Regions from separate parts of the Mus musculus genome. Here all the other regions are linked to region 2. The links are chromatin loops, found by intact Hi-C in ENCODE. Cell type or tissue: heart. All regions are shown on one strand. Each heading gives the region's core, and the rest is flanking DNA. Links, peaks and the distances in the headings are about the cores only.

Region 1 (4,490 bases), core at 254-4,253, 270 kb after region 2:
AAGATTATTTTAATATTCACTCCATAGTATAATTGATGCTATGTTCAGACAATATACTTACAACCAAGTAACAAGCCACAATGGAAAAGCTCTCGGTTTCCTGTCACATTCAGTCACTATGCCAAAATAAGGGAGACCTGTCTGTTTTAGTAACAGATAGAAACTGCTGGTGGCTAAAAACTACTTCTGCCCAAATGAATCCATAAGTTCTGACCTAATCTCAATATGGCTGAGGATTAAAGCTTGGCAGGTAACTTAAGTAAGAGATGGCAAAAACAGAGCAAAGTGTGCGAGAAGAGGACTCGGCAGTGTACAGATACCCTGGAAACCACACACAGAGGTTTCTGTAGCTGTCTTTTGCTACTTCATGGGTTCTTCTTTCTTCCACCCTTCTCCACCCTTTTTTCACCTTTTCAACCCCCAACACTAGCTAGGAGAAATAGAAAGGAAAGGGGGTGATGTTATCATTAGACGACGTCCTGCTGATTAACAATGTCGAGCTCCTTGGAACAAGTTTCATCTTTGCTGTCAGAATATCTAATTTATTCTTGCATAGGACTACTTAATAAACTGTGACCAACTGCAACCAACTGCAACCAACAACAACCAACAGCAACCAACCAACAACCCATAAACTTCTTGGTGCTCTAGCCTTTAAATACCTTCCTGAGAATTCTCCAGAATTCCAAATGTCACACAATCACAGAAACTATCTGTGGCTGGTAAAAATCACACACACACACACACACACACACACACACACACACACACACACACACACACACGTCTGCTGCTGGAGCACGAGGCAAATCATAGTCAGCTGCTGTGGGCAATCTGAAATCTACAAAGTAACAGAAGAGAAAGTCCTAGCAGAATTGATGCCTCTGTAGCAAAGGAGTGCAAACATGAAACAAAGAAGCACACCTTGCAAGTTTAGGTGGAAATCCAACACGTCTACCACGAAGGGAGCAGAGGGCAGCAGGTCAGCTCCTGGGGCCTGGGTACTTTAGAGACATAGAAACCACTGTGAGGTAAGTAGCGCTGGGTCTGGGAACACTTGCCACACCCTAGAGCCTCATTTTCAATTTTCCTTGATGCAAAATTCTTGGAATTTTCTTTGAAAATTATCTCCAAAGCCTCCATCCCAGGCACTCCCCTGTGCTGGCTAGCCTCCCTTGACTGTAACTGTCTCAGTCTGCCCATGCTCTTGCTGGAGAGGAAGAGCTAACTCACACTTCAGTGTGTGGCATAGCCCACTACAGGGCATATGAAGAAAGGAGCGATTTTAGAAAGATATTGAAAAGAATGTGGTTGGCACCGAGAAGAAGTAGATAATTTCACTTATTCACTCAGTAAAAAGCATGCTAGTCTGTGCTGGCAGCAAACTGAGATCCGTTAACAAACTAGTATGCAGCCCTGCCCTGAAAAAGCATGGTGTGTAGATCTGAGAACCTGGTTTCCTTAAGACATTTTTACACACAGAATTCAGGACAGGATGGAATTTTCCCTTGAACACTGAATTTTGGAGTTGTTCCCCTGCCATCTTCACTTTTTTTTTTTTTTTTTTTTTCTCATTCTGAGGCTGTTCTAAAAGGGAGAAGTGGAAGCCATTGCTCACACTTCTGTCACGGTCTCTGGTTGGTTGGTTGGTCCTGGCCTCTCTGACAGCGAATGAGCACTGGTCCATTGTACTGGCCTTCTCCTGCCTACACAAGTGTATCCCGGGACTGCCCGCTGTAGCGGTGGATTGGCTTGCTTCTATCCTGAGTGGACTTCAGCCAAAGGCTAACTTCATAGGGAACACCCCATTCTAGAAATAACAATGATAAATACTATGAGATGATATCAGACCTGAAATTTAAATCAGCAAGGCATGGTTCCACTGAAACCTACTCACAACGGAAGCACTGGCCTGGAAAAGACTCGATCTTAGCATAGTTTAGTCTATTAAATTACTCAGGGCTGTACTAAATACGTATCTTTGAAAAGTGTATCCTTTAGAGGACAGGCTGGTGTTTTAAAATGGCTCAGTATGTAAAGAGCCCTTCTGCTCAAGTGTGAGCGACAGAGCTCTGATTCCAGGACAACACAGCAGAGCCAGGAGTGGGTGTGTGGCTCTCTAGCCTTAGCCCTGTGGTGTAGGAGCAAGATGGTGGAGGGGCTCGCTGGTCACTAGTTCCGGGCTCAGTTAGAGGCCATGTCTCAAAGGAATAAGTTAGTAATAAAGGAAGTCACCCAAAGCTCTCCTCTGACCTCCACATGCACAACAAACATGTGTACCCGGATACAATGTCCCTTATACATGTATACACACACATGTACCCCCATACACATGTACACATACATGCATGCGCAGAATTCACACATTGCAAGACAAGCTGTGACTTAATAAAACCTTAAGTGTATTTTCCCAGAGGAGTGTAAACTGGTGCTCACTGCATAGCTGGGCTACGAAACAGTCACAGGTGATGGTGTGCATTTCTGAGACAGCACCACTACACGCTCCTACATGTAAGGCACATGCTTTTATTTCCCTGCACTTGCCTCATTGCATGCTGAGCCTAGTGAGATAATCCATTGCTGCCACCTACTGTAAACCAGAAAAATATTCTTGAAATACTTTCACATTTGAAAGGGAAAGTGCAATGTTGCTGGAATTGCTCAGGAATCATTTTGTCAGAGAAGCGAGTTAACCTCTAGCTAAAGTATCCCAGAATCCTGAAAGGCAATCAATAAGACAATAGGCAAAATAGTAAAGTAAGCCACACAGAAGAGCATCAAATGGCTTTGTTAAGGTATATTCTGTTAAGTTCACACAAGCTCTGCTTTACATCCATGCAGAAACATGAACCTGTTCTTCTGTACTGAGGAAGTCACTCCCAGCACGCACTCTTCCCTCTCTGACCCCGGCTGTGGCTCCATCGTGGACAGCGGCTTTCCCAGCAGATGGGCTGCACTTCAGATGGCCTGAAACTGAAGAAAAGGGGGAAGAAGAGACTCCTGCCTCCTCCTCCAGCCAGGGCTACATCTCAGAGTCAGCACCAGGTCTGAATGAAAGGGCTAAACAACTCAGTCCAGGGACAGTTTCCATGAAAACCACATGGTGATATTTTTAGAGAAGACAAAGAACTCCTTCATGACTTGAAAATGAGTGTGGGTAAGTATGTTACAATGGATATATATATCCAACGAACCAAAGAGGGAGTTTATTTGGAGGAATTTATAAAATTGACAAAATGTAAAAAGAAACAGCTTGTACAATTGTGAGTTCAATAATTATTAAGATAAAGAGATAAATTTGAGATGGTATGGAAGTGGGAAGGATCTGAGAAGAGTTAGGTTAGGGGAGAAGAAAACATAATGAAAATATGTTGTATGAAAAACCTGTTAATTAAAAAGAATCATTAATGTGGATAAATGTAGGAATGAGATGAACAAGGAAAAGGCCCACCTACCAGTTAAGTTACAGATGAAAAGATAGAAAGCTCATAAGAAAAATGTTCAATTTAAACATTAGTTAAAGAAATGGAAATAAAGCAAGATGCCACTTCCTGCTTGCAAAGGGTTTGAGATCCTTTTATTTTGTTGATATGGCAACAACCTCCGTTTGAAAGTCTGAGGAAACAGGTGTGCACACAGTGCCTCTGGCAGTAGGCATAACGTGACAATGTCCTTTAAGGAGCTTAAAGAAACAGTGTTATTGTTTTGAGATTTCGTCTCAAGTTTCCCAGGCGGGCCTCAAACTAGCTGCACAGCCTGGGACGACCTTGAACTCTGAAAGGAGAGACCGAGGAAGTAATTACTGAATGGCAGATCATGTTCCCAACTGGTAGATGGGACCTATCCCACGTCCCACTGTCATGTGAGACAGAGAGCTGGTCTGTCTGCCCCACTCACTGTCCTTTTCCACTTGCACACCAGCTGGTGGACATGAGGCAGAGCATCTTGCACACAGATCTTCTGCTGAGGTCAGACTGGCCGCATGCACACACATGCCCAGTTGTTTCTAGAGTCGCAGCACACTGCACTACTCACAGTGAGTGGATATGTTTACCCATCTGATTTTGATTGTCCCATTTCCATTCGTTAAAATATCCCAGTGGCAGCCATCCACCAACAGCAAACTAGAGGAAAAAGTAAGAGGACGCCGCAGTGGTGTTTGGGTAGAGAAGCTGCCTTGGGCAAGGCACCAGTGTCACCCCATGAGTAGACTCCCATGAGCATGTGCAGGACTCGCTTCTTCCTATCAACAGGGTAAGATCAACATGACTACGGATACATAACTATCACTGTCATCAAAACCATGTCACCTGTCTGCCACCTCTCTCTTTCTCGCACAGTAGCTACAAGGAAGCATGTGGCCATGTTGAAGGGTTCCACATGGCAAGGATATGTGGGGTGATCTCTATGAGCTGAGGGTAGACTTCCTCACTTGGCAGGAAACAAGGAGGTGGGAGAACAGAAGTTCTTAGTCTGATAACCACAAGCCA
Region 2 (4,490 bases), core at 319-4,318:
TGGTGGCTCTGTTCCTTAGGCCCCCTCCCTGGAAGCTCATCTATCTTGCCTGATCCTAACCTGGAACTGAATCCTACCCTTTTTGGGTCATAGTTCATGGGAAAAGGTCAGAGAAGATTGCCTTCCACTAGTCCTCCCTGTAAGTCTATCGAGATGCACGCTGAGGGTGCAGAGCACAGGCGTCTCAGTAAACCTAGGTTACTTTATTAAGAAGTAGAATTTTTATTTTTTTTTATTTTTATTTATTTATTTATTTTTTGCTGGATGAAAAGTTTAGTACCCTGCGTTTGATGAAAAGATGGAAACTGATCCCATCTCTTAGAAACAGTGACTGGCAGCCTGCAGCCTGCAGAGCACAGCTTCCTCCCTCCTCACTGCCTTCTCTCACTTCTTACAGTGGGAAGTTACTACCTTTTACTCAACCCCTACACACACACACACACACACACAAGAGAGAGAGAGAGAGAGAGAGAGAGAGAGAGAGAGAGAGAGAGAGAGAGAGAGAGAGAGAGAGAGAGAGGTCTTTCCCCTCCCCATAAACAGGATTCCTGGAGAAACCTTCATTCTTTGCTGTCTCTTATTTCAATGGAAGCAGTGGGGCAGGCTACAGATTCCTCTCTTTAGAATAGTTCCTCTTATCAGGACATCAGAAACTCCCAATTTAACTGCTGTTATAATTTAGTGTATCTCCTCCCATATTTTTGTTTGTTTTAATTACACTATTAAGGCATGCACATGTTCATGCATGGTGTTGTAGACTTTTATGTCAACACTTGGAGTTGATCACGGATTTGAGCTACCCTTGGACTCCTGACCTCTTGGGAAACCGCACTACCTAGAGTGTTTCCTTCAGGGTAAGGGCGTGCATTGGTTACAGAAAGATGTTGACAGATCAGAAGGAATTTAAAGAGGAGCTGGCACTGTTGGAAAGTATAGCCAAAGGGCACTGAAAGAGATGTTTGATGGCCGTTAAGAATGAATGTGAAGGGGGCTGGTGAGACAGATGGCTCAGTGGGTAAAAGCACTGACTGCTCTTCTGAAGGTCCTGAGTTCAAATACCAGCAATCACATGGTGGCTCACAACCACCTGTAATAAGATATGATGCTCTCTTCTGGGGTGTCTGAAGACAGCTACAGTGTACTTACCCATAACAATAAATAAATCTTTGGACCGGAGGGAGCAGAGATCCTGAGTTCAATTCCCTGCAACCGCATATGGCTCACAACCATCTGTACAGCTACAGTGTACTCATATACATAAAATAAGTAAATAAATCTTAAAAAAATGAATGTGAAGGACACAAGCACCACATCTTTGCAGTTATCAAAACAGGAATTAAAAATGAATGCTGCACATGAAAATGCTATAACATAACCCAAGACTTCACGCACTAACCTAAAATACTAATTAAAAAAAAATCATGTATGTCTGAGAGTTTTGTTGGCTGCTGGCAGAAGTCAGAAAACGGCATTGGATCCCCTAGAACTGGAGTTAGCTGTGGGCTGCTGTGTGGGTGCTGGGAACTGAACCCAGGTCCTCTACAAGAGGCGACCAGTGCTTTTAACCACCAAGCCAACTAAAACTTAGCTCCTAAAATTAATTTTTAAAAACCTCTAAAAGAAAAAACAGTGTTCAATGTAAAAAAAAAATCATCTTATTTTTATGGTAAAATTTATTAGCTTGAGAATTAAAGTCCTAAAGGAAGTGGGAAAAGCTGTGTAGGAGCCGCTCTGAGCTGCTGAGGGCTCTTGTAGTTCTAATTTTGAAGGCTGAGGTCATGCCTGCTCTTCCCAGCATGGATTTGTCACCTAGTTCTGATTACACAGTTTTGCATATCAGGGTCAGAAGGTGGAGTCTGGTTGCAGTTGGGGGGAAGCCAGGCTGACTCAGCACGATGTCACAGAGAATGTCATGAGCATTTGGGTGTTTTAATTCTATCAGCGTCTCTCTCATGGTGCCCCCTGCTGGGATCTCAGATTATAAACAAGATAGGAGTGTAGCGATAGATAAACTGCCACACTTGGTGAAGTGCAGCAGTAGGTTGCTTACGCAGTTCAGTTGCCCTTGAATCGTCCCTGCATGGGTATGGAACAATCTTGTACATACTGCCAGCGGAGGGGACAGACACCAGGGCTGACACATAAAACCTTAGGTTAAAGCTGCCAAGAGAAGAGCATACAGGATCAGAGCCTTGGCTCTGGCAGCCTTATTAAGCCAGCTTTAGCCACCCAACCACCTCTATAGGCCAATTAAACAAATAATTATGAAAAGTAGAAAAAGAGGTTTATTCAGTGTGGCCACATTAGGAGGAAGAACAGAGATCCAGAGAGAGAACTCTCCCTCCGGCCATCTCCCTGTCCTAACATGCAATTTAGGTTTAAATAGCAGGCAGGAGGCATGAATGAATAACTATCAGTCCTAGGAAAGGCGTGACCCACCCCATCGCTGCAGTTAGAGCACCAGTCTGTCAGACTGAAATCAGCTCACCCTGTGGCTGGAACCAGAGTCCGAGTCTTTGCATTTCCTAGCATGGGACTCCTGGGAACCCCGATGTCTTGGGTCTATTGTGACAACAGTCTTATAGCCAGGGACAGGAGGCAGAAGTGTCTTGTAGGATACCTTTATTCCTGCCTGGACAATTGCACGGTCACCTTGGCATTGTCTCTGCTTTGTGGCAGTCAGGCAAGGGAGGTACCCATCAACTCAGCAGAAACCTGAAGGGCATGTGGTACCTGTCGGGAGGGAGCCATCGGGAGCCCACTGCTGCTCTTGGAAGGAACTTAGCTGGCATGCCAGTCCTAATGAGGACTGTTCTGGATCCAACCAGATGTGGGGGCAACCTACTTTATAATCTGGTTATTTTGATCTAACAACAGTATTTTAATAGGTGACCTGAGGGTCCACTGAGTAAAACTTCTGGGTGCGAGCAAGCCAGCTAGTTTTCAGAGGAGTCTTTTTGGTGTGAGCAGTGTAGTGTGGTCAGGGTGGAGTTAAGGATGTGTGTGCCCGTGGCTTAGATTCATCTGTTCCCACACTGTTCACCTCTAGTGCTTCCTTAGTCACTCACTTTTTGAGTGTCAATTTGGGGACATGTTTGGAATCTGGTGATGACCATGGAGGTAGACCTGGGGATGAAGCAGGTTTCTGAGACTTACAGCTCCGAAGCAATGTTATGAGTGTTTAGTGACCAAGAGTCTTCAGCTTTTTTGACCTCATACCTATTGTATTTTCCCAAAAGAGCCCTGTAATTAAGCTCTTTACCAAGGTCTTGGCTTCAAATTAGACATACACGTGATAACAGAGATAAAGAAATATCATAAAACCCAAGAGAACATGATCTCCCTGGCCTTGGGCAGATCAGTCTTTTTCCTTCTTCCTTCTTCTAAAAGGAGTTGATACTTTTGATTTTTGTTGTTGTTGTTTGGTTTGGTTTGGTTTTTCGAGACAGGGTTTCTCTGTATAGCCCTGGCTGTCCTGGAACTCACGCTGTAGACCAGGCTGGCCTCGAACTCAGAAATCCACCTGCCTCTGCCTCCCGAGTGCTGGGATTAAAGGCGTGCGCCACCACGCCTGGCCTCTTACTTATGACTTTTTTAAAAAGATTTATTTATTTATTATAGTACACTGTAGCTGTCTTCAGACACTCCAGCAGAGGGCGTCAGATCTTCTGACTTACGGATGGTTGTGAGCCACCATGTGGTTGCTGGGATTTGAACTCTGGACCTTTGGAAGAGCAGTCAGTGCTCTTACCCACTGAGCCATCTCACCAGCCCTTACTTATGATTTTTAAGATAGGGTTTACTTATGTGATCCTGGCTGGAAGGAGTTGATACTTTTTGTCTGTTGGTAGAATTTACTAATACATACTGAGTGAAGACATTAGCCTGCACACCGACAGATGCCGATTGCCCAGGGCCAGAGAGACTCTGGCAAAGAGAGGGCTTTCCTCTGGCTGCAGAATCTGTAAGGAGAGTTGTGCCCCCTTGTGACAAAGATGTTAAGAGTCAGACAGTCCTAAAGTTCTTGTGATGCTCGAATACTTGACTCTTTTCTCAGTAACTGAACAAATCCTTAAACTGCAACATGGACATGTTACTTATCGCCAAGTTTGCAAATGTTCCTTTTTTTCCATCCCATTCCATCTATACAGAGTCTGTATGTTTTTAAGGGGTAGACATTTATGTTTATTTCATTTATTTTGTTCTGATTGAATATCTGTTAAATCTGAGCAAAACACCAACAGTCCAGCCTCTCCCTTGGTCCACAGTGTGTTATGTAGGCGGGATTAGGTACGTGCTGACATTTCTCTTTTAACTCTTCCTCATTTAAACTGGTTAGTGTCTTTCCCCATTGTTGTTGGGTCCCACTTTCCCCGAAACATACAGAAGTTGGGAAGGTAGGGCATTTGTGTGCACACACACACATGCATTTATATGCACCACATGAATGTAGGTGCCTAGAGATCAGAGGTCGCTGCAGCCCCTAGAAC
Region 3 (4,490 bases), core at 173-4,172, 190 kb before region 2:
CTCAGGGTTAACCAAGGGCTTCACTTATGCTCAGCAAATGGTTTTCAATAATAGCCGCATCTCCTCAAGCTTCGTCTATAGTTATAAAACATTTTGAAAATTTTTACAAGTTTTGCTTCTTGTTGTTGCTGCTGCTGTTTTGCCATCCATGGCCAAATGTTAACAGGATCATGTAATCAGATCCTATTGTAGCAAGATCTAATCACCTAATTTATGTTTTCTGAATATTATAATATATGCCAAAGTGACCGAAGACCTCTCCTGGATGGTTCTTTTTTTTTTTTTTTTTTTTTGTATGATGCTTTATTGTATGCTACAGCCAGTGTATATAAAATAGTTAAACCTTGTGAGACAGAAATCCATGAAATTCAGAGAGGTAGATGTTAAGGACTGACGAGCAGAAGATAGTGTATTATGGCACGTGTTAAAGAGAAGCTTTTGTACAGACTTCAAATTTAGTTCTCTTGAATATTCACTGGTTCATGAAAAGTGGTTTGAGAAACCTCAAGATAGCTGACTACAAAAAGGAGCAGACTTTCTGGGGTCTGAAGGGATTTGTACTTGAAGACACTCCAGTCAGCAGAGGGTCATGTTGAGCATTCTGCAGACAGAACTGTTTCAAGTCTGCAGCTGCCTGGGAAACCTTCACGCGGTTGAGCCCAGCCTCCAGCCGGAGTTGCTGGACCACCTTCTTCATGGCGGCGACGCTAGAAGAACCCGACATGGCGCTCGGGACAGCCGGGCCGACTCGTCAGTCCGGGCAGGGGGCGGCAGGTCCTCCTGGATGGTTCTTTGCACCTGCCTACTACCCTGGGAGGCTAACCCTTTTGGATTCTGTCTATGTTTGTGTCAAGTTGACAACCCAACCAGCTCAACTAACCTCTTGTCAATAGTCACAAAAATACATCACTATTAAACTATAACCTCTCCTTTCTTGTGTATCCCCAAGATCTCATAGCAGTATCAACATCACAATATAAAACACATTCCAGGGCTGGAGAGATGGCTCAGTGGTTAAGAGCACCGACTGCTCTTGCGAAGGTCCTGAGTTCAAATCCCAGCAACCACATGGTGGCTCATGACCATCTGTAATGAGATCTGACACCCTCTTCTGGTGCATCTGAAGACAGCTACAGTGTACTTAGATATAATAGTAAATAAATCTTAAAAAAAAAAACACACATTCCAACTTTTAAATGTCCCACTATCATTTTTTTTTAAGATTTATTTATTTTTATACATAAGTTCACTGTAGCTGACTTCAGACATACCAGAAGAGGGCATCAGATCTCATTATGGGTGGTTGTGAGCCATCATGTGGTTGCTGGGATTTGAACTCAGGACCTTTGGAAGAGCAGTCAGTGCCCTTACCCGCTGAGCCGTCTCACCAGCCCACCACTATCTTTAAAAATGAAAACAAGTTAAAAGTTTAGTCTCTTTAAAACATCCAAAGTCGGGGCTGGAGAGATGGCTCAGCGGTTAAGAGCACTGACAGCTCTTCCGAAGGTCCTGAGTTCAAATCCCATCAACCACAACCATCTGTAATGAGATCTGACACCTTCTTCTGGTGTGTCTGAAGACAGCTACAGTGTATATAATAAATAAATAAATAATAAATAAATAAATCTTTAAAAAAAAACATCCAAAGTCTTTTCAAAAGTTCAGTCTCTATAAAATATTATGAATCTCATAACTGTGGGTTTCTGTAAAGTCAAACACACACACATTTTCTGACTTCAGGGCACAGTTACATTTGAAACAAAACTGAAGCCCAGCACTGTTATACTCCATGTGAGACATTCTGGCTCCAGGTTTGAGCGGCTCCTCCTCTCAGAGCCTGCCATCTGCACACAGTGAGACTAGACTCATAGTGCATTTCACAGGTGCAGGCAAGGCAGCCTCCTCTCCACTGCTGCTGCTGTGCTTGGTGGTCATCTCAAAATGCACCTTCACCCAGAGCCTCTAGGGGGCGCTCTTCTGGAACTCTGACCTGGGCACATAGTGTCAAGCTTCAACTTTTCTTCATGACCTTTTCAATCCTGGGGCTTCAAACTACAACTGAGGCTGCACCTTCACAAATGGCCTCTCCTGGCCTCTCTCAGGACTAAGACCACCTTGGAGAAACTTATACAATACCAAGTTTGTCTACCAGCATAAGGTAGAGCCTTGACCCCTGTGGGCCACAGCTTTTGTGTGCTGACTCTGAGAAAACATTTCAAAGAAGATTTCACCTCAGTGATGCTGGTCTCTCCTTAATCACAGAAACACAGAATTTTCCCCCCAAAACTGGGTTTCTCTGTTTAGCTCTGGTTATAGACCAGGCCGGCCTTGAACTCAGAGATTTGCCTGCCTCTGCCTCCAGAGTGCTAGGAATAAAGGTATAGTGCCATCACTTCCCTTTTATAAACCACAGATTCATAATCCAAAATATCAGGTGGCCCTTGATATTTGCTCTAAGGGACTCCCAAACTTCCCTCTGAAACTTCACAAGACAGGCTTCCACCATAAGCACTATTCTCAACCGTATCTTCTAGATTCCCATAACATTCTCTAAACTCTGAGAACTCAATAGTTTTTCTAGCCCAAAGCGTCCAACTCCTTCCACAATCCTCCCCAAACCAAGATCAAGTCTGTCATGGTAATATTCCAAAAACCTGGTACCACTTTCTGTCATCACCCCCTCCGCCCCCCCCCCCCCCATTCTCCCATTTATTTGGTTTTGTTTGTTTGTTTGTTTCTCTGTATAACCTTGGCTGTCCTGGAACTTGCTTTGTAGACTATGCTGGCCAGATATACTTGCCTCCCTGGTGCTGAGATTAATGGTGTATGCCACCACCACCTGACTTGATAAGAATTTCTCTTGCTGTGATAAAACACCATGACCAAAAGCAACTTGAGAGCAAAGTGTTTATTTCATCTTACAACTTTTTTTCTTTTCAAGACAGGGTCTCACTGTGTATTTCTGGCTGTTCTGGAACTCACTCTGTAGACCAAACTGGCCTGGAAGTCACAGAAAACCATCTGCCTCCTGAGTGCTGAGATTAAAGGTATGAAACACTTTGCCCAACTAGATCTACATTTTAAAAAGAATTATTTTTATGTGTATGAGTGCTTGAGGCCAGACGAGGGTGTTAGATCTCCTGGGACTGGAGTTAGACATAGTTATAAGCTGCCACTAGATGGCTCATTTTATAAATTTTTAAAATTTTTGTTTGTTTTGTTTTGTTTGTTTTTTGAGACAGGGTTTCTCTGTGTAGCCCTGGCTGTCCTTATAGACCAGGCTGGCCTCGAACTCAGAAATTTGCCTGCCTCTGCCTCCCAAGTGCTGGGATTAAAGGCGTGCGTCACCACTGCCTGGCTTCATTTTATAATTCTTAAGGTCACATTCCACCACCAAAGGAAGTCAGAGCAGGACCTCAAGGCCAGGAACCTGGAAGCAGGAAACAAAGCAGAACAATTAAGAAATGCTGCTTACTGGCTTGCTCTTCATGGCTTGCTCAACTTGCTTTCTTTTTATCTGGGTATTTGAGGTAGGGTCTTATAGTCATCCAGCGGCCCTGGACAAACCGAGTTTACCTGAAACGGGGGGGGGGGGGGGCGCAAAATGAAAAGGACAAGGGGACGGGTGTGAGAGAAGAATGAAGCCAAGACAAGGTTCTGATCAAGGCTCCAAGTTTAATATTCAGCACTGTATTTACATAGGGATGAAAGCCTATCCTTTGTTTCAGCCGGATTATGTTCCAAAGCAAGCTCAGTGGACAGTCTGTTCTTCTAAGTTCCTTTAGGAAGTTGCATGTGCAACCAAGGCAGATGACTCCACCTAGGTCATTAAGGCCAACCTGGCAAACATTCAAGGTCTGCTCAGCCTGCTCAAGGCTGGAAAGAGCACAATTCCCCCTTTTTGTTTTTTAAAGATGAGCAGTACCAGTAGCTGGACGGGGGCACAAGATTGACTTGTTTTCCATAGTCCTGTCTAGGGTAAAGAGTGGCCAGGCGACTGTGCCTGTCTTAGGTCGGTGTCTATATTGCTCCTTCTTACCCGTCTACCCATCATGGAGGACAAACATAGCATTGACGTATGCCTCTGTCTTAGGTTGATAGGAGCTCAAGAACACTCTTACCCATCTCTGACTACCGGCCTTCTATAGCACACTCTTTCCAATTCAGACCAAAGCCATGAAGGACTTATGAATATGCACTCAATGCGCTTCTTCATAGTGATGGATAACTGCCATGGTGAATAGCTAAGCTTGCTGAAAGAGATCCTGTGTGACGACAACCAATCTTTTTAAGATACAAAGTCCAAAAGTTAAAAGCAACAAGATTATACTCAGTAGTCCAAGCAGTGTAGAAATTAAAGTTGTAAGTCATGGGGAAGTGGAGAATCAGGATTTAAACCATCCCTGATTCTGTCCTTTTTCTCTTTTCCTTTTGACTAGTCCTTCTTGAACTTTAGCCATAGAATCCTTTACTACACCTGAATGATCGAT
Region 4 (4,490 bases), core at 343-4,342, 450 kb before region 2:
GAGGGCAGACATGGTGCTGGAGAAGCCAAAGGTTCTACACCTTCATCCACAGGCAGGAGAAGGAGACTTTCACACTGAGCGTAACTTGAGCTTATTTGAGACCTCAAAGCCCACACCCACAGTGACACGCTTCCTCCAACAAGGCCACATCTCCTGATAGTGCCACTTTCTCCCTATAGGCCAAGAATTCAAACACATGAGTCCATGGCAGCCATTCCTAGCCATACATCGTTCTACTTTCATGTCTGGTAGGTGGGTGGGTGGATAAATGGTGATAGGTAGAAGATAGATAGGTAGATAGATAAACATATGTGCTTAATCTTTATCCTACATATGAAAGAAAACATAATAATACCTAAGTCTAGCTATTTTGCTTAACATACTCCTTAGTTCTATCCATTCCTACAAATAGCATAAGTTCACTCATCAGCTCACTCACTCTCCAGGGCTGGCTTCAGCTCCGGACCATGACTGCCTCTAGCCAACATGTATTCTATACCTTGCTCTCAGGCTTCCAACTCACACCCAAATGCTTGCTAATTACTCCTTACTGTCCTCCCGCTTCTCTCTGGATCAGAGAACATAGGTGTCTCCAGCCCAAAGACACCTAGAAGTATTCTAGCCACAAAGGCCTGAGCAACAGCCTTGCTTCTCCACTCTGGTGGTACATACCATACCCGTGTTCATAGGTTACGAAGGGGGCAGCTTGACCAAAATCCTGAAGGAAATTGAACAGAGCCCCTTGGTGATGCTGGACCGTTGGTACCTAGAGGTCATGCCCAGGGAAGAGGTGGAGAATGGAGACCAAGTCCCATACAACATCATGAACAACTATTTCTCCATTGGTGTGGTAAGTTGGCCATCAACTGCTTTTCTGCATGACCAACAAGTGTCCATTGACCCTTCCAGACCCCTACTCCTTGTCTGTTCTCTTTGTCCCTAGCCCTGACCTGCAAATCTGGCATGGTGTGGCCACCTTGAACCCATAGACATTCTACCCCTGGACTGTAGAAGAAGTTCTTACTCCTGCCATTTTAGCTAACAGGAGAAAAGACTTAATTTTTCTTTGTATATATCCTTCAGCTAATTAAGGAAAACAAACAAGAGATAAGGCCAGGAAGAAACCCTCATGTGAGTGTGAAGATTTGAGAACTCTGACCACGAGGAATGGCTGCTTGCCTGGACCAGGCTAGGCAGACTTTCCTTGGGCTCACTCGCCTCCACCCAGCCCAACCACACATACTATAAGAGCTTCATACACACCTAGGAGGGTTCTTCTGTTGCTGCCTCTCAGGCTGAGTCCACTGTGACTCCATATAGCCCTTATCACAGACCATCAGTGTTCTCCATGTATTAGACAGAAGGGCTTAATGTGCCTGAATCCACCCTCCTGTGTACAAGTGTATGCTTGCGTGCACCAGTACACATATGCACACACACAGTGCACACATGCAGATGTGCAATACACTCACACACTCACACACACACACACACACACACACACACACACACACACACTCACAGATGGACAATGCCGCCTGTGCTTCCTTCCATCCTCCAGTCTAGTTAGTATAACTCAATCAGTTTGCCACACTGAACTCAGCTCCCAATTCAGAGTATGCACTATTTCCTAGGTTGTTGGTAACAATATGATGAGTGGTATTTTGGTTGGTTGTTTTGATTTGAGTTTTTTTTTATTTATTTATTTATTTATTTATTTATTTATTTATTTATTTATTTATTGAGACAGGATTTCTCTGTGTAGCCCTGGCTGGTCTAGAACTCACTATACAGACCAGGCTGGCTTCAAACTTAGAGATCTGCTTGCCTCTGCCTTCCAAGTACTGGGACTAAAGGTATGCACCACTACCACCCAGTTTGAGTGTATTCTTTAAAAAAATAAAATAAAATAAATGCATTTTGCCTACCGTTATGTCTGTGCCAGGTACCCACAGAGGCCAGAAGAGGGCACTGTACCCTCTCCAACTAGAGTTACAGATGCGTGTGGTAGCTGCCATGCAGGTGCTAGGGGTTGAGCCCAAGTCCTTTGAAGTAACAGCCAGTGCTCTTAACCACTGAGCCATCTCTCCAGTCCCCTCTTCTATTCTTAAATTGATCTGGGGCTTAAGATGGTGGTCCTGGGAAGGACACCTACTGTGTGTTCTCTACAGTGGCAGGCTTATGTAGTCATTAGCACAGCAGTCCTTAGGCCTTGTCCCTGTCTTATGGAAAGGATTGGGGCTCCTGAAGAGCAATGACACACCCCCTTACCCTCCTGTCCCCAGGCCAGCCCTGGGTCTGAGCATCCTTCCTTCCCTCCTTCCTGTGTGTGAGATTGTTTAAGCCACTGTGCATATGAGCTCCTCCAGGCCATCCTCTGGCACCAGACTGAGGGGTGGGTGGTAAGGGTGTGGGATGGAGATGGGGTCTAAAAGACAGCTCCAGGGGATATCAGGTTTAGTGAAGGCATTTTATTTTTTAGTAAGGCTAAGACTAGAAGCATGGGAGAGAAAAGGGCTAAAACTAATGATCTTCCAGTTACAAAAGGTTTGTAGAGTTACCACATCTGCAGTGGGTTTTGTTGTTGTTGCCTGTTTTGTTTGGATTTTTCCTAGTGTTCTGAGTGAAGAACAGTTTCAGGTGAAGGGGTTTGCTTTCATCTTCTCACTCCTACACTCCTGCGCTCATTGCTATGACTGAAGCAAGCAAGGCATAGTGGGTCCAGGGTATAAGACTGAATGTGGAGGTGGTGCACTAGGGGTTCCTGTGTCCTAACTGGCTTATCCCCCTCCCCACCCCACAGTCCCCAATTTATCTATCCAAGCCCTCTTTCAGGGCCACCTGCAGGGAAGGTGCACACACACACACACACACACACACACACACACCTCAGATCCTTTTCCTGCCATAACCATTGTATAACGCACTGATGTTTACCGAGTGCCTGTGGTGCACCCAAGCCAATTATCCTATTTCCCTGTTGCCTTTGTGTGCGTCCAAGCAAGGATCTTGTGCCTGCTCAGCTGTGGGCTCTGCACACCCACCCTCATCTTCACACAGCTACAAGCTGTGGAGTAAAGGAAGTTCTCCAAATCCAGAAGGAGAGAGCTCACAGCACCTCTTTTAAACATGGAAGTTCCTCTCTGCACCAGATTCTGATTTGTAATCTGACTCCATAGCTCTCAGCCAGGTCTGGGGCTCTGCATTTTTAACCAGCCCCTGGGAGCCTTCTGATGCTGGTGACCCTGAGTGAGGCCTCAGAGAATGGAGACAACACAGGAGCAGAATGAATACAGGAAGTGGGTTGGAGGCACAGATGTTAGGTAATGAAGGAGAGGGACACAAGGAAAGAGAGGAAGCTGGCCACAGGACAGACAGACAGATGGACAGGCTAGGCTGCCCAGGAGCTTCCAGTAGGCAGGTTCAAGCATGGCTACCATTAGAACTGTCAATACATCTTCCCTTTCTGCACACAGCTCTGGCTGGAAGGGCCAGAGTTCCCAGTACCTGCCTGTCTCCACTCAGTGCCCTGTAGACAGCCTTCCCTCAACTAGATACCCAGGCCCTAAACACAAGTGCAAGCGCTAGGAAACATGGTTTCAATGCATTCTTCCAGGAGGAAGGAAGGAAGGGAGTCACCGAGGGGGGGGGGGGAGGAAAGAAGAAGCGAATTGCCCTCCAAGGAAGAGCATTGGAACAGAAACCCATCACCTTTGGGGGCCACCACGCTTCCCCACCTGGCTCCAATACTCCAAGGGTATCTGTCCACTGTTCTTTTCATATATCTTTAGTTTGTGCATGTTTATTGTCATATTGTAGACGAGTAAGGAAATGTGACTTTTGATCTCATTGGAGTCCCCTTAGCCTTCTTTTCATAGAATGTTTGCGAGGTTTGTGTGCTTGCTCTTTAAAAGGTGGAAGGTAAAAATCTTGAGAAAATAAGCGCCCAGTCCGCAACCCTGACAGAGGGCAGGGCTGACATTTGCAAAAGGTCTTGCTTCCTATTTGACTTCCCAAACTTTTGAGAGAAGTAGGTATGTAAACCAAACCAGTTCTACCTCCTTATAATGCTTAAACATAGTTGCGTGCGCACACACCCCTGGCAAAGAGATGCCTGTAGTGTCTGCTGCTGTGAAAGATGTGAAATGCCTATTGAACAAATGGTTGCTGCCTTGCAACTATAAAGATAACGGTTATACAGCCACTGTGGTGCCCCGGGGTGGAAACAGAACGCATTTAATAGATAGAGAGTTGAGTAAGACAGACTCTTCGGGCCTGTCCAGGGAGTTTCTTGGGCTCAGTGCCACCATATACTCATATACCAGCCGGAATCATTGAAGACTCTGCTAGTCAGCTTGATGGCCCTTCTAACTGCAGACATCTCCTGGAGAGAAGTCTTGAACACAGTCACCCAGCACATTGCTTCCTCTGAGTTCTCGGGCTTCTTCCTCCCTGCTCTCTATTTTTGGATTAGCTGAAAGGTCAGGATG
Region 5 (4,490 bases), core at 315-4,314, 55 kb before region 2:
CACCCAAGCCCTCTGGAGCCCAGCGGGTTCCTCAGAAGCCCCAGATGGCGGAGCTGTAGGATCTTGTTTGCCCTGCTGCCCTTTGCTTCTGTTTTAGTCAGGATTTTTCCTCCCTCTGGAATGGGAGTCTTTATAATGGCATTGTTACCAGAAATGGGCAACTTGCTTATTAACATTATAGTGGTTCTCAATGAAGTGATAACCCTCAGTCTTTAGAGAGACTTGGGACTTTTCAAACAGTGTTAGGAATATTTAAGATTATAGGGGCTTTTAGAATTGGACTAAATGTATTTTTATTACGAGAAGAAAGCAAAACTTTAGGGAGCTGGGGTGGAATGTTATGATGCTTAATCTTGTCAATTCGATGAGATTTCGAATCACCACAGAGGACACAGGACTAGGTTTAGTGTGGAGGACCTATTATAGATAGAGGTGGCACAGGTTCTCGGGTAGGAGTTCTAGACTACATAAAAAGAAGAAAGGGACCTGAACACCAGCGCTGGGCTTTGCATCCTAGCTGTGAATGCCATGTGACCAAGAAAGACTCCTCAAACTGTGAGCCAAAGTAAACCCTTCTTTGCTCCAACTTCTTTTGGCCGATACTTTGTTGCAGTACCAAAAACAAAAACAAAAACAAGTCAGAAAAACCACAAGAGGTGTGGAGAAAAGTGTCCTTTGTGATCACTAAGGCCGTGCTATCTTCTTGAAATACCATTTACAATGTCAACAAGATAGAACACACTAAAGACAGCAAAAAGCAGCTACCTCCCAGAAAGATGTCTGCAAGTAATCTCAGAGGCAGTGTAAAAGAGGGCTCCCCTCACCCCCGGAAACCTATGCTAAGAAAGAATCGGTCTACTGCATGTGCTGCTCTTCAGGGTAGCCATGGTTTGGCCACAAACACTTGACATGTTTGAAAATGTAATGCAACAACCAAAAAGGCTCCCTAACCTTTCAGCCAGGGAGAACACCAACCCGTGGTAATTCCTTGTCTTCTGTAGCCTGTAACTATGACTTACTGTGAATGGGCAAACATAGCCTTACAAAGATGACGGCCTAATTAGCAGCCTCCGTGTAAATAATCTGAAGGCGGCTTCCAGTCTGCCGTGAGTTGTGCAGCACTCACAAGTTGTTTTCACTGGCGAGCTTCTTCCACATTTTACTCAGGAAGCATCTATCCCTGGTTTATCTGTCAGTCTGGGCAACACTATCAAAGCCCTATTCCCAGTTCTAGAAGCAGTAAAGTCCAGAGAGGAAAATGTGTGGATAGTTGATGAAAGCTAGAATTGAGATGTCAGTAAATATCTAGATGAGAAAGAATCATCCATCACTTCCTTATCAAGACAAGTAATTAAGGACCGCTCCCCCTGTCCTGTCCACCCAGCTTTTAAGTTTCCCTGGGTAAAGAAATGGAAGCAGAGTGCAGTGTGTCACACATTACTCAGCTAGCCTTTTATGTCACCCTCACAAGGGGTGGTTGTTTTATTTTCTCTAGGGATAAAAGTTAGGCTCAGGGATGTTGGCACACTTTGGGGCATACTGCTGGATCTGAGTATAGAGGAGACAGACCCTATGGCCCATGGTGACTTCTCCACCCAGACATACCTCCCAACACGTAAGCCTTCTAAAAAACCAAGGAACACTTCCCGGATCACACAGAAGTCCAAAGCCATCTCACCTCAAAATCCCTCCGTTCTTTTCTGGAGCCCTTTATTTCTACGATTCCCACGGAGCCATGTGACTTAGATTGCCGCTTGGCAATCTGTCTGGCTCCTTCCCGGGAGAGGGACTAGGACCCTGCCTCTTCCGTCCTCCGCGTGGAAGGACAACTTTCTTCTCCAGTTCCTTCCCTCTCCAGTTCCTTCCAGAGTTCAGGGAACGCCTACCAAGCCTGGGACTGAAACCCGCCCCTCAGCCTGTGCATCGTCACCTCGGCCATCACCTGGCCTCGGGTCTGGCTCTCCTTTCTTGGTTGGGGAAACCGAGGCTCGGCGCCACGGTAACTTTACTAGAATACACGGTCTGGGGGAGGGGACCCGTGTGTTCCTCCGTCCTTTGACCACATGCGCCCCCTTCTTCCAAGAGCTTGGCTCGCAGCGAGTCTCTAGATCGGTGCGTGGCTCGGGACGCGCGAGGAAAGTTGTCAGCCCTAGCGTGCAGAGCTCTCCTCAAGGTGCACCTCACTCTGGCCCCGCGCCCACGTCGCGTCCACCTTGCACACACCCCGCCCACGTCCGCGCCCCTCACCTCCCGCGCGCCGCCTGGCTCCGCCGCTCCCGGCCCCGTTGGGGCCGCCGCCGCTTCCGCCCGCCGGGCGCGCAGCCTGGGAGCGCCGAGCCCTCGGAGCGCGCGGCGCGGGACGGGCAGGGCGCGCACTCTCGGCGGTGCACACGCCGCTCCAACTCTCAGGCGCGCGGGGTGCGTCCGCCCGCCGCCGCCGCCCCGGCACCGGGAGGCAGAGCAAGCGCTTTGTCCGCACGCCCGCTCGGGACTCTGCCCGGAGGAGGCAGCCGCGCCGAGTCCCCGCCTCCGCCTCTGCCCCCGGGCGGGCCGGGCCGGCCGCGGTGGGGGGAGCCAGGCTGAGGGCGAGGGTGGGGGCGGGGGCGGGCGCAGGAGGAGAGAGGAGGGCAGCGGAGGCGGCGGGAGCGCCGGGTGCCGGGCCGGGGGAGCCGCGGGCTCTCGGGAAGACGCGGATGATGAACAAGCTGTACATTGGGAACCTGAGCCCCGCCGTCACCGCCGACGACCTCCGGCAGCTCTTCGGGGACAGGAAGCTGCCCCTGGCGGGACAGGTCCTACTCAAGTCCGGCTACGCCTTCGTGGACTACCCCGACCAGAACTGGGCCATCCGCGCCATCGAGACCCTCTCGGGTGAGCACTCGGCGCAGCCCACGCCGCGCCTCGCCGGCTCGGGACGGCGGCAGCGGGGAGGCCGAGCCCCATGGGCCGCGCCCGCCGCGACTCCCGAGCCCTCACGCTCACTTTCACGCACCAGCCCCGCGACTCTCGCGGCGGGCTGGCTCCGGGATGGCCGGCTGCCCTGCCCCCACCGCGGGGGCTAACACAGACCCTTGGGCCTCAGAGTCGAGGCGACCCTGTGCCCCTCCGAGGGTCCCCAGGCTCGCTGGCTCCCTAGGAGCGCCCCTGGAGTGCCCAGCTGCTCTCCAGAGCTTCCCCCGCCCCCACCTTTGCAGAGTCCCCCGTTTTTCTTTTTCTAGACCCTTCTAGTACCCCCTTTGCCAGGGACCCCCCCAAATCCAGCATCTCTCCTCCTAGCCAGACCTTCCTTCTTCCCATGCCTCGTGCCAAAGACCTCTCGCCCTCTGTCGTCTCCCAAGCCGCACTCTCCTTTTGAGACCCCCTCTTGTCTTCTGGCCCCCCACTTTCGGCATCTCCTCGACTTCACCTACTGAACCCTTCGAGGTCTTGGGGTTTTTCCCCACCTGGCCCTTGTCGGACCGCACATCTCCCTCGGTCCTTTCCCGAAGCTCAGTTCCCTCTCTCTGGTCTCGGAAGCGCTCCTATTTTTCCCTGAATTTTTTGTCCGATTTTATTGAGAAGAACTCGGGGCTGGGGGCTTTCCGCCTCCCGTCTCCCCGCCTCCTGCTCGGCCAGGAGCACCTTTTTACGAGGTACCCTGTCTCAACTCGGTGGGGGCCCGGGCTGAGAACCGGGAAAGAGGCGACCGGGGGGCCCGCGAGCGCGCTGGAGCCCGGACGGGAGTCGGAGCGCGACACTCGCCCGCGCGCGCGCTCCCAGCTCGCATCCCGCACACGCACGCGGCGGGCCACGCTCCCGGGGGCCTGGGACCCCCGGCCCCGCAAGGGAACCCCCTTCTTTGGGAAACCTGTGCGGCGGGGCAAGCTGGCGAGACCTTTGGGTCACCCCAAAGCAGGCGTCCGCAGAGCCAGGGACTCCTGTGCGTGTCCCCGGGACCGCTGTCAGGGAGGGCAGGGGGCGAGCGCCTGGGAGCCTCCGGGTCCCGGGATGGCGGGATGGGGTGCTGGGGGCCGGAGAGACCGAGGCGCGCCAGCCTTGCAGCTTGAGTTTCAAATGAGCTCATCTTTTCAAATTGGCGCCGCTCTTTATTAAATGTGTTTTTCCGGTAATGCCACCCACAGCTATACCTGGGGTCGGAACCGGGCTTGCGCCCGTCCCTCCTCGCTCGTTACCCGGGGCGTCCACTTTTCATCACAGTTGGCGCTAAGTTCGCCCAGCTGCGGCCGGGTGGAGACCCCTTGAAGGCTCCAGAAGGAGGAGCCCGAGCGCGGAGTAGTGTGCGAGCCCCTCCTTGACCCCCGCGGGTTTGACTCTGGGAGGTTCTGAGTGCTTTAAATTTCTGTTTTAAAGGTAAAGTGGAATTGCATGGGAAAATCATGGAAGTTGACTACTCAGTCTCTAAAAAGCTAAGGTAAATATATTTTGCCTAGTTCTTTTTTTCTTTACCCCTTCTGTGGTTGGGCTTCCATACGCATAACTAAAGAAATACG
Region 6 (4,490 bases), core at 194-4,193, 160 kb before region 2:
TGCAAGGGTATAGCCGGGTGTGGTGGCGCACACCTTTAGTCCCAGCACTCAGGAGGCAGAGGCAGGCGGATTTCTGAGTTCGAGGCCAGCCTGGTCTACAAAGTGAGTTCTAGGACAGCCAGGGCTATACAGAGAAACCCTGTCTTGACAGCCCCCCCCCCCAAAAAAAAGCAAGGGTATGTAACTGAGGGACGGAGGTCACAGTACAGTTGTGGTGTGCTTGCCTGGAATGGTAAATCTGTGGGTTCGATCCATAGTACAGGAAGAAGAAAACTTAGACAGTAAATATTAGGGAGCTGATGTTGGCTAGTGCTGTTGGAACTAGTAGCTGGCACTAGTAATGTTGGCCAGATGTGGAGCTGCTGCCCAGGGCTGTCTGGTCTTGTTGAGGCTTGACACCATCTGGTGGACATGAGCTCACGTTGAAATGATGACGTGGTTGGTGACTGTGTAAAGCTGGGCTGGCCAGATTAACTACAGTTCTTTCATTAATTAGCTTTTGTTTTATTCATTGAAACTGCGAGTGTTGGATCATCCTGTAGCTCAGAATATTCACGGAAGCTATGTGACTGTCGCTGGGCAGTAGTGCATGCCTTTAATCTCAGCACTTGGGAGGCAGAGGCAGGTTGATTTCTGAGTTCAAGGTCAGCCTGGTCTACAGAGTGAGTTCCAGGACAGCCAGGGCTACACAGAGAAATCCTATCTCGAAAAACCAAAAAAAAAAAAAAAAAAAAAAAAACCAAACCAAACCAAACAAGAAGACTGTCAAAATGGTATTCATCTCAAGAACTCATTTGGCATGGTTTTCTATAGATATCTTCAGTGTTCTTTCATGCTATCCTTAGAGGCTAGAGGGCAGGCGGCTTCTCCCAAACAGAAATCCATTACTACAGGCCCGTTTCTCTTGAATTATTTTCTGTTTTGTGTCACTTTTTGAAGGGGGCCCGCTCATGTAGCCCAGGTTGGCCTTAAACAGCTAACTGTCCTTGGGCTCACCTCTCATGCTGCGATTACAAGGATTACAAGTGTGCACCACCCTGCCTGGCTTTCCTTTCTCCATTTCTTTCTTTCCTTTCCATTTCCCCAGGTGGGAGTCAGGGTGGGGAATGAGACCAGGTTTCTCTGTGTAATCCTGACTGTCCTGGAACTCGCTTTGTATATTCGGCTTACCTGGAACTCACAGAGATCCGCCTTAAAGGCGTGTATTACCACACCAGGCCATAGGATTGATAGTTCATAACTATAATCCCAGGATTTGGGAGGCTGACCCAGAAGGGTTAATACATTCCTAACATCAGCCTAGGCTATATAACATACACGGTGGGTTCAAGGTCAACCCAGGCAACACAATGAGGCTTTGTCTCAAACCTCAATTTGTTTGTTTGCTTTGAGCTAGGGTTTCTCCGTGTAGACCAAGCTGTCCCCAAACTCAGGGATCTGCTTGTCTCTGCCTCTTTAGTGCTGGGATTAAAGGCATGCACCATTAATGCCCGGTTTAAATTGCGAGAGTTTTAAATGGAGGTTTTATTTAGGAAGGAAAGCTCTAGAATTAAGTCTAAATAAACGGGAGGTGAGAATCCAGTGTGTGGCTGTGTTCTCTCCTAGATCATGAGAGAACAAAAGGAGAGGAAACTAGTGAGACAGAACAAAGGCATGGAGGAATGTACAACCATCTCTTCTCTTCTTCCACCCAGGACGGTTCTCTAGAAGGTTCCAGAAACGAGTGTGGCAAGGCTACGGACATCACGGTGTCCCGAGGAGACCACAACAGACGCCCAAAGGCAGGCGCACACTTTCCCGCCACGCTGTGGCCGGGTACTAGGGGAGGGGAGGGGCAGGGCGGTAAGGTAGACGTCACGTCCGGTTTGGGAAGCGCCCCTGCAGGAGAAAGCGGTTGGAAGGCGCGTCGAAGTGGGAGGGGCCAGGAAAGCGCGCCTTCGGGGGAGTGGGTGGGACCAGGTTAAAGAGCGTGGCGTCACATCCGGCAGTGTTAGACCGGTGCGGAGGTGGTGCGGAGCGTGTCGGCTTCGAGCTCCTCGCAAAAGTGTGGCGTCGCGCTAGGCTGCGGCGGAGCCTCTGTAAGGAAGGCGGGAGCTTGACAGCTTCAGGAAAGGCCCGTAGCGGTGACAGCGACCCGGAGTCATGAGCGACAGCGGCGAGCAGAACTACGGCGAGCGGGTAAGCGCGGAGTTGCGCGGGCGGCCGCGGTCCCCACCCTGCTACTTCTTCTAGGCCTCTCGGCCCGGTGCAGCCGGGTGTCGGGAGCCTGACGTGCGGAGGGAGCCGGGGCGCCGGAGGGCCTGGTGGCCGGCGCTTCTCGTCGGAGGGAGGCCGCGGGCGGGCTGTGTGCCTCGCACCCGCCACGACCGTTTTTTTTTTTTTTCCTTTCCCCCCGTTACGGGGCGGGGGGAGGCTAAAGATGGCCGCGGCGTCCGTCGGCGTTGGGGGATGGGAACGGTATCTTCTTTCGCCGTTGCTCTCCTGCGAAGCCGCGCCGCAGCCATCTTGGGCTCGCGGGCCGGGCGCGCTGCCAGAGGCACAAAATGGCGGAGCCGCCGCTCCCTGCAGCCAGGCTTTGCCGCCTCGCCACCCGGGGTCCAAGGGTGAAGCGGAGAAAAGCCACGTGTGGCCGGGAGCCTATGGGGACTGACTGATGCTTTTCGGTTGATGGAGGGCCTCCTGGTCCCGGTAAGGGACAGCTAGCTGTAGGGGGCTCTTGGAGCATCTGGAGACGGAAACGGCTGAGGGGGATTGGGGGCCCCGTTAGTTGGAGGGCTTTGTGCTACAGCGTTTCTCCCATTGTTGAGAGCTTACTGGAATAGAACGCAAGGTCGTTAGGCGTTGTTGTATAGAGCCTCCCTACCCCTGGGGGGACTTGGGAAGGAGAAACCATTGGCGACAATTGATGGCGCTATTAAACTCTGAAGTCGACGGGATTTTATTTTTAAGCTTCCACCTCCCAGAGGGTGAAAATCGGTAGAGGTTGATTAGATTGTATACAATGGGCCTGGACTAGACCCAGCCCCAAAGCTGAACAAATGAGGCGCATGTGGCGTGGCTGTAGAGTTTAGATTAAAAACTGTCACGTGAAGATGCGGAAGTCCAGGGCTCAGTGAACAGGTAATTGCAGTTTGGAAACGGCTTACAAGCATCATAAGAATGGCTGTTTTGCCCTTCCTGTACTAACGTTTTTATTTTCGCAAAAAGTTCACAGGAACACTTAACCACTAGTTCACAGTTTATTTTTTTGGTTAGTAAACTCTAAAAGGCCTTTGACGGTTTGGTAGAGAGCATTCTTGGACTTCCATGGTGAACTTGAACCCAAAAAGAGTAATTTGAACGGATGTAATCTTTTATATACGGAGATGAGTCCCTAAGACAATTTAAAGTTCAGTGTCAACCAGTGCGTGCCTTTTACCTAAGGAAAGAAAGCGATGGGGGAGTGGGACAGAATGTTGTTTTTCTGATAATGGAGAATGGGACCTAGTCTCAGTGATGGGCAAGCCCCTACTACTAAACTACATCCCAACTTGTAAGTTCGTATTGTTTGAGCTCCTAATTTCACCCACATGTACCTTACGATGTTGAGCCTGCCTTCCGAAGTTGAAGTTAGTCTGTTTAGAATTAAAAGCAAATAGTTTTTTGTTGTTGCTTTGGGACTAAATAGGTATGCATCATCATACCTGTGGAAATTTTTCCTAGTATTAGCTGTGGGTCACATTACTCAAGGGAGAAAAAAAGCAATTGAATGAAAGTGGGTACCATTTTGAAAGAGCTGAGAAATTGTTACTCCTGTTAGAGGTTTGGTTTTTTTGTTTTTAGTAAGATGCACCTTCTGGTGATTTTCAATATTTGAGGTAGAGTTACTCTATGTCCCTGTCTTGGAACTTAGCTCTGTAGACCAGGCTAGTCTCAACCCCAGGCGTTTGCCTGCCTCTGCCTCCCTAATGCTGTGGTTTAAGGTGTGAATCAACACATCCTGCTGACCTGACTACTTAATTGGAAATAATTGGGGGGAAAAAGTACTAAAAATCGACTTTCTGATTTATTTCTAAACTTGAAAGTTGTGTAATACTTAAACTCAAATTTTTTGTTTTTAGAGACTTTGTTGTAGCTCTGCCTGTATTGTATTTACCTCAAATATTGAGGTAAACTCAAATTATGTATACCAGGCTGGCTGGCTTCAAACTCATGAGATTCTCCTGCCTCTGGTTTCTGAGTACTGAGGTTAAAAACTCCTGGAGGTGTGTGCACGATCCCCTTTTTGGGCCATGTGTACAATTTTGAGCTACCTGATGTGGTGGGTAGTGGGGCACAAACCCTGCTCTTCCTAAAGTCAGTAAGTACTCTTAACTGCTGGGCCAATTCTCCAGCCCTGTTTTTAATTTAATTTTTTGCTTTTCAATTGAAATCTTGGGATGAGTGGAAAACTGAAACATTTAGCTGAACTTTTTTCAAGAAGGCTTGCCAAAACAAAAGTTCAGAGATGA
Region 7 (4,490 bases), core at 368-4,367, 460 kb before region 2:
TATGGAAAAGACAAGCTGTCTGGGCCTGCTAGTGTGGTACCATTGTTGAGGTAACCTCAGCAGTGACTGAGGCATCAGAAGAGGACGGACCCCACAGAGAGGAGGAACATTGGGTGTGGCCATGAGGATTTGGATAGTGCTGGGCCCTGAGCACCCCAAGGGCATTCATGGATGTTGTTGGATGTACCCTCTAGACCTGTGGTTCTCAACCTGTGGGTCGAGACCCCTCGGGGCCACAAACTAGACATCTTGCATATTAGATATCTGTATTGATTCATAACAGTAGCAGCACTACAGTTATGAAGTAACAAAATACATTTGTGGTTGGGGTCATCACAACATGAGGAACTGTATTAAAGGGTTGCAGCATTGGGAAGGTTGAGAACTGCTATGCTAGACTATTTTGATCTCGTGTTGTAGGTATAATTTTAAGCGGGTGTCATTCCGCTCTGATCCCGACCTCCAACCCTCATTGCCATTAGCCCCCCTTTAAAAGTCCCTTGGGCTGGAATCAGCCATGTCTCCCCCAGGAAGCTCAGCCGGCAGACAAGCAGCCCCCCTCCTCTCCTCCACGCCTGGGCCTGCCTCCCATCCACCTGCTTTCATCTCATGTCACGACTGAATAAAGCTCACATCTCTTTCTTCTCATTTTTAAGTATAAGATCATCCCTAGCCCGGGGACGCATCCCCTGCTGGTCCTGGTGAACCCCAAGAGTGGAGGAAGACAAGGAGAAAGGTAGGTCCTCTTTTCTTTTAAAATAGGCTAAAACAACCCGACCCAACCCCCTTCCTTCCCTCAGCCCCAACATAGTAGACTGTACAGTCAAAAAAACATGGACCCGTGGCCAGCTCATCATCTGGCCCAGGTGAGTTAATAGCCTGTGCCTCAGTTTCCGCCCCTGCGACATGATAGCAATGATATTACCTCTCACAGGTTACCTTAAGGATTAGAATAGACCTAGTGCTTAGCCTTGGACCTGCCACATGAGCCCCGGTAAAGGTCGCTAGAATCAAGTTCTAAGGGACCTGTTTTATCCTATGCCATCACAAGTCTCTTCTTGGTTTAAAAGACTTGGTGAGGTTCACCTGCTTAGGACTACCTGGCCTAGCCCCAACCCCACCGTATCAGTGAAGGAAACGCAGGTTTGGGCGAAACTGGAGTAAGCTCAGCGGGGTGGGAAGACATGGGGGGCAGACAGAAGCACTCTGCCTCCCAGGCCTGCTCAGTCTGGGAAATGAGCAGATGGTACAGAGAGCAGGATTTCAGGCTTAGAAAAAATAAAATTAGGTAGGGCCAAGTACTATGAGGACCCCACCTCTAGCCTGAGCTAGTCTCAAGGTAGAGCCTAGAAACCAAACCCAGACATAGCCATTGCCTCCAGCCCCACCTCCTCCTGCATGTACTCTTATGAGGATGCTGGGCCCACTCCTTGGGGGCCTTCAGCACCTCTGGACAGTCAACAATAGATGAAATCACCCTACTTAAACCATGCAGAATACCCAGAGGTCTCTAACAGGAAGGAAACTATGTAGGACAGCAGTCCTATTCTCTCCCATAGCAATAAGCAGTCCATAGGGTGGGGCTGGAGTCAGATGGAGGGGCAGCTTTTGGCCAGAGGGAAGGATATGGGGATGCTAGGTGTACTGGGATAGCGGGTCTGCACCCATCACTCCCTGTCTTAGGTTTAAACAACTGGCAGATTTCACCACAGATGGGTCCAAAGGTATTTGCCCCCATGTGACTACTACCTTACCATTTCTCGCCTCTATTGTGTTTTTTCCCCTGTAGAATTCTTCGGAAATTTCACTACCTGCTCAACCCCGAACAAGTTTTCAACCTGGACAATGGGGGACCTACACCAGGGTATGGACAGTCGTCTTCACTCTGCCCTGCTTTGGTCTCTGAAGAAAACACCTTTCTTTGTCTCCTGGCTTTTTCTGCCTACCCCTCACCTTGGCCCTGGTTCTTATTTAGGAAGTTGCCCTGTCTACCTTGTCTCTGAAGGAGGTGTTGATGTCAGAGGGAAACTATGACCCAGTCATTGGACGGACAGGGAGGTCACACTGCTGACTTCCTTGGACTTACTTGCAAGGCTCTTGGCTGATATCGTCGTAGTGTGTAATGATGTCACTCCAAGTCTGTCATGTCTTTTGCTATGGGAGCATTTCTGTCATTGAAACATTCTTTCCCTGAATTACCCAGCTTTGCAGAGATTACAGATCTCCTAACCCTTCTCCCACCTCCCTGACCCCTAGCCAGACAGAAAGAGCTGTTAGAGGGGAGGGGGCAGGACATAGATGGCTCATCTGAAGGTCTGGTGGGTGGAGCTGGCCTTGATGCCATTTAGCCAGTCATAGGTGGTGCCCTAGTGCCACCTGCTGGCAGCTCTGCCAGCACCAACTTCCACGTCTGATCTGAGCTTTTACACCTCCTGACCTGCATTTCTACTCTAGAGTCATTGAGATTCCTCCAAGGGGGCTGGAGTAAGGTGTCTAAAAATGGAACCTGTCCCTGTCTTTCCGTTGTCTGGCACGGAGATTATTTATAGAAATGGAAGCACGAGACCCAGTTAAAAGGAGAACGACACACAGGTGCACATTCACCAATCTGTAAAATTTACTCAGAAGTCGGTCCAGACTCTCCCAGTTGCCACATAGCCACGTGTCAACCGGTTACTGCTGGTTACTGCCAGTTACTGCCGGATAGCACCGCCATGTACCAAAACATCAAGTGCCTTTTCGGCCCTGCTCTCTCCTAGGGTATTTTAGGAGCACAGCCTTCTCGGCCTTTGATTGGTTTTCCTGTGGGTGACAAGCTCAGGGCCTACTTCCAGGGCTGCTGAGCCCAGAGCACCTTCAATGTGCCTGTTTATCTGTACGCAGACAGGCCGTCCAGCTGACGGGAGCCTCTACTCAGAATGTACTGCCTGGAGTAGGGTTCTGCAAGAGAAGGGAGAGAGAATAGTGACTTGCCAACATAGGCATCCGTGCTCAGAGCGCCCCTGGGACTCCTCAGACCATCTGTCTGGGAAGAGAGACATAACGGCACCTCAAGGTGTCCATCGGTCACATTTTCCCCCAAAGCAAGGGTTCTTGACTTTTTCTGCCAGGGACTCCAGTCACAATCTGGTAGAGTATGAACTCCATCTAAAATAATTTTTTTCTAAAGCATAATATGAAATAATATGTGATTTCCAGTGAAGCTAATTATGTTGAGAAGTGGTTACCCAAAACTAAAAAGACAAATTTGTGGTACATAAGAGAATGTCTTCTCTCAACACACTAAACAACAATACCCATAGTCAGGTTCAATAATGACTGTAAACTGAAAGCCACAAGCTCCAGAAATGATAGCATGGAACCTACAGTACAGCCTAACTGAAGTGTTGAAACAGCTGTTATATTCACTGTGACAAAGTTGCAGGTGCTATTGAAGCCTCTGTGGTCTGCTGTCTACATTCATAATTGAAAGAAATGCTAAGTGTCAGTTAGAGATCAGAGAAGATATTAACATTATATTTTCTCTTCCAAGTTCACAAACCTCTGAATTATACCCACAGACTCACCAGAAGGTCAGTGGACCCCAGGTCCTGCTCTTCCGGCTTCATGCTCCCAGGGAAAATGGGGTCTCGCTCCCCATGGCAGGGGGCCCTCAGAGGAGAAAATAAAGACCCAGATAATTAAGTGAACCTCTCTTAAGGAGGTGTAGTATTAGAGACAGCAGTCAGGAGAGTCTGAGAGGAGTCCAAATATTAGGGATGCTTTGTGTTGTTGCCAAAATGTGAAAACTGAGAATTCCTCAAATCGTAGAGGAATTCTCAAAAGTGGCTTTCTACATGCTGAATGTTGGGTCAGAGTCTCCTTCTATTAGGAAGTCAGCACCCCACATACATATACACACATAACTGATTCTTCTCCATAGCTGGGAGCACTACACAGTAAATTCTGGTTCCAGAGTGCTAAGTGACTCTTCCGATCCTGGAAGAATCTGATTCCAGGGACTGGGGAGGACCAGAAGTGTCACGTGCTAAGACTGTCATGTAGCTCATTGATAGTTTGTTTAGCATATGCTGGGCACCAGGGTTCAATCCCCAGCACCACACTCACAAATGCGTGCACGCGCACACACACACACACACGTACACACACACACACACGTACACACACACACACACGCACACACACACACACACACGTACACACACACGCACACACACACTCACACACACACATACACACACACTCACACACACACATACACACACACACACACACGTATGCATGCACTCACTGCACACTTGATACCTGTTGAAATATTAACAGTGTTAGTGACCTAATAACAAGAGCACTGTGGCCTTTCTTTCCAGATTGAACTTCTTTCATGATACCCCAGACTTCCGTGTTCTTGCCTGTGGCGGAGATGGGACCGTTGGCTGGATTTTGGATTGCATTGGTAAGGATGGCCAGGAAGGCCTTTCCTTGTTCTTTAT

Evidence for each region. Peaks named below come from ENCODE experiments on the same cell type or tissue, not always from the same donor. Only the 100,000 strongest peaks of a DNase experiment are listed, where the experiment ranks them.
Region 1: it touches region 2 in a loop (4-fold over the local background); 2 of 42 quality-filtered maps call a loop at or near these places.
Region 3: a loop joins it to region 2, with 12 times the contacts of the local background. A loop is called at or near these places in 11 of 42 quality-filtered maps.
Region 4: it touches region 2 in a loop (2.5-fold over the local background); 3 of 42 quality-filtered maps call a loop at or near these places.
Region 5: a loop joins it to region 2, with 2.4 times the contacts of the local background. A loop is called at or near these places in 4 of 42 quality-filtered maps.
Region 6: it touches region 2 in a loop (2.2-fold over the local background); 3 of 42 quality-filtered maps call a loop at or near these places.
Region 7: a loop joins it to region 2, with 2.3 times the contacts of the local background. A loop is called at or near these places in 2 of 42 quality-filtered maps.

Annotation. Positions count from the first base shown.
Region 1 is chr16:21,834,962-21,839,451 of GRCm38, reverse strand. It overlaps a transcript of Map3k13 not described here. Among named protein-coding and RNA genes, the nearest start is that of Gm26744, 8.7 kb to the left of the region's middle. In heart, for the core only: a CTCF peak has its summit at 2,588 (motif pointing left); no DNase peak of the experiment used is centred there.
Region 2 is chr16:22,105,702-22,110,191 of GRCm38, reverse strand. The region is part of intron 2 of Igf2bp2 (insulin-like growth factor 2 mRNA binding protein 2); the gene reads left to right. Among named protein-coding and RNA genes, the nearest start is that of Igf2bp2, 55 kb to the left of the region's middle. In heart, for the core only: CTCF peaks have their summits at 1,973 (motif pointing left) and 3,959 (motif pointing left); a DNase peak (open chromatin) is centred at 1,871; H3K4me3 peaks cover 313 bases; H3K27ac peaks cover 1,002 bases.
Region 3 is chr16:22,291,261-22,295,750 of GRCm38, reverse strand. It overlaps the pseudogene Gng5-ps. Among named protein-coding and RNA genes, the nearest start is that of Tra2b, 28 kb to the right of the region's middle. In heart, for the core only: CTCF peaks have their summits at 1,975 (motif pointing right) and 3,156 (motif pointing right); no DNase peak of the experiment used is centred there.
Region 4 is chr16:22,552,686-22,557,175 of GRCm38, reverse strand. Dgkg (diacylglycerol kinase, gamma) reads left to right here. Exons shown (of 25, transcript NM_138650.2): 19 at 690-850. The region is part of intron 2 of Gm15651 (a long non-coding RNA gene); the gene reads right to left. Among named protein-coding and RNA genes, the nearest start is that of Gm15651, 15 kb to the right of the region's middle. In heart, for the core only: a CTCF peak has its summit at 1,960 (motif pointing right); no DNase peak of the experiment used is centred there; H3K27ac peaks cover 1,074 bases.
Region 5 is chr16:22,161,167-22,165,656 of GRCm38, reverse strand. Igf2bp2 (insulin-like growth factor 2 mRNA binding protein 2) reads left to right here and starts at 2,358. Exons shown (of 16, transcript NM_183029.2): 1 at 2,358-2,871; 2 at 4,351-4,411. The coding sequence starts at 2,694. In heart, for the core only: no CTCF peak of the experiment used is centred there; a DNase peak (open chromatin) is centred at 2,536; H3K4me3 peaks cover 3,297 bases; H3K27ac peaks cover 2,802 bases.
Region 6 is chr16:22,263,429-22,267,918 of GRCm38, reverse strand. It overlaps Tra2b (transformer 2 beta), which reads left to right and starts at 1,914. Exons shown (of 9, transcript NM_009186.5): 1 at 1,914-2,178. The coding sequence starts at 2,143. In heart, for the core only: a CTCF peak has its summit at 1,902; DNase peaks (open chromatin) are centred at 1,898 and 2,538; H3K4me3 peaks cover 3,133 bases; H3K27ac peaks cover 3,132 bases.
Region 7 is chr16:22,562,661-22,567,150 of GRCm38, reverse strand. Dgkg (diacylglycerol kinase, gamma) reads left to right here. Exons shown (of 25, transcript NM_138650.2): 15 at 657-736; 16 at 1,790-1,864; 17 at 4,368-4,453. It overlaps Gm15651 (a long non-coding RNA gene), which reads right to left. Exons shown (of 3, transcript XR_384735.4): 3 at 3,968-3,978. Among named protein-coding and RNA genes, the nearest start is that of Gm41433, 20 kb to the left of the region's middle. In heart, for the core only: a CTCF peak has its summit at 2,386 (motif pointing left); DNase peaks (open chromatin) are centred at 2,400 and 2,810; H3K4me3 peaks cover 533 bases; H3K27ac peaks cover 1,756 bases.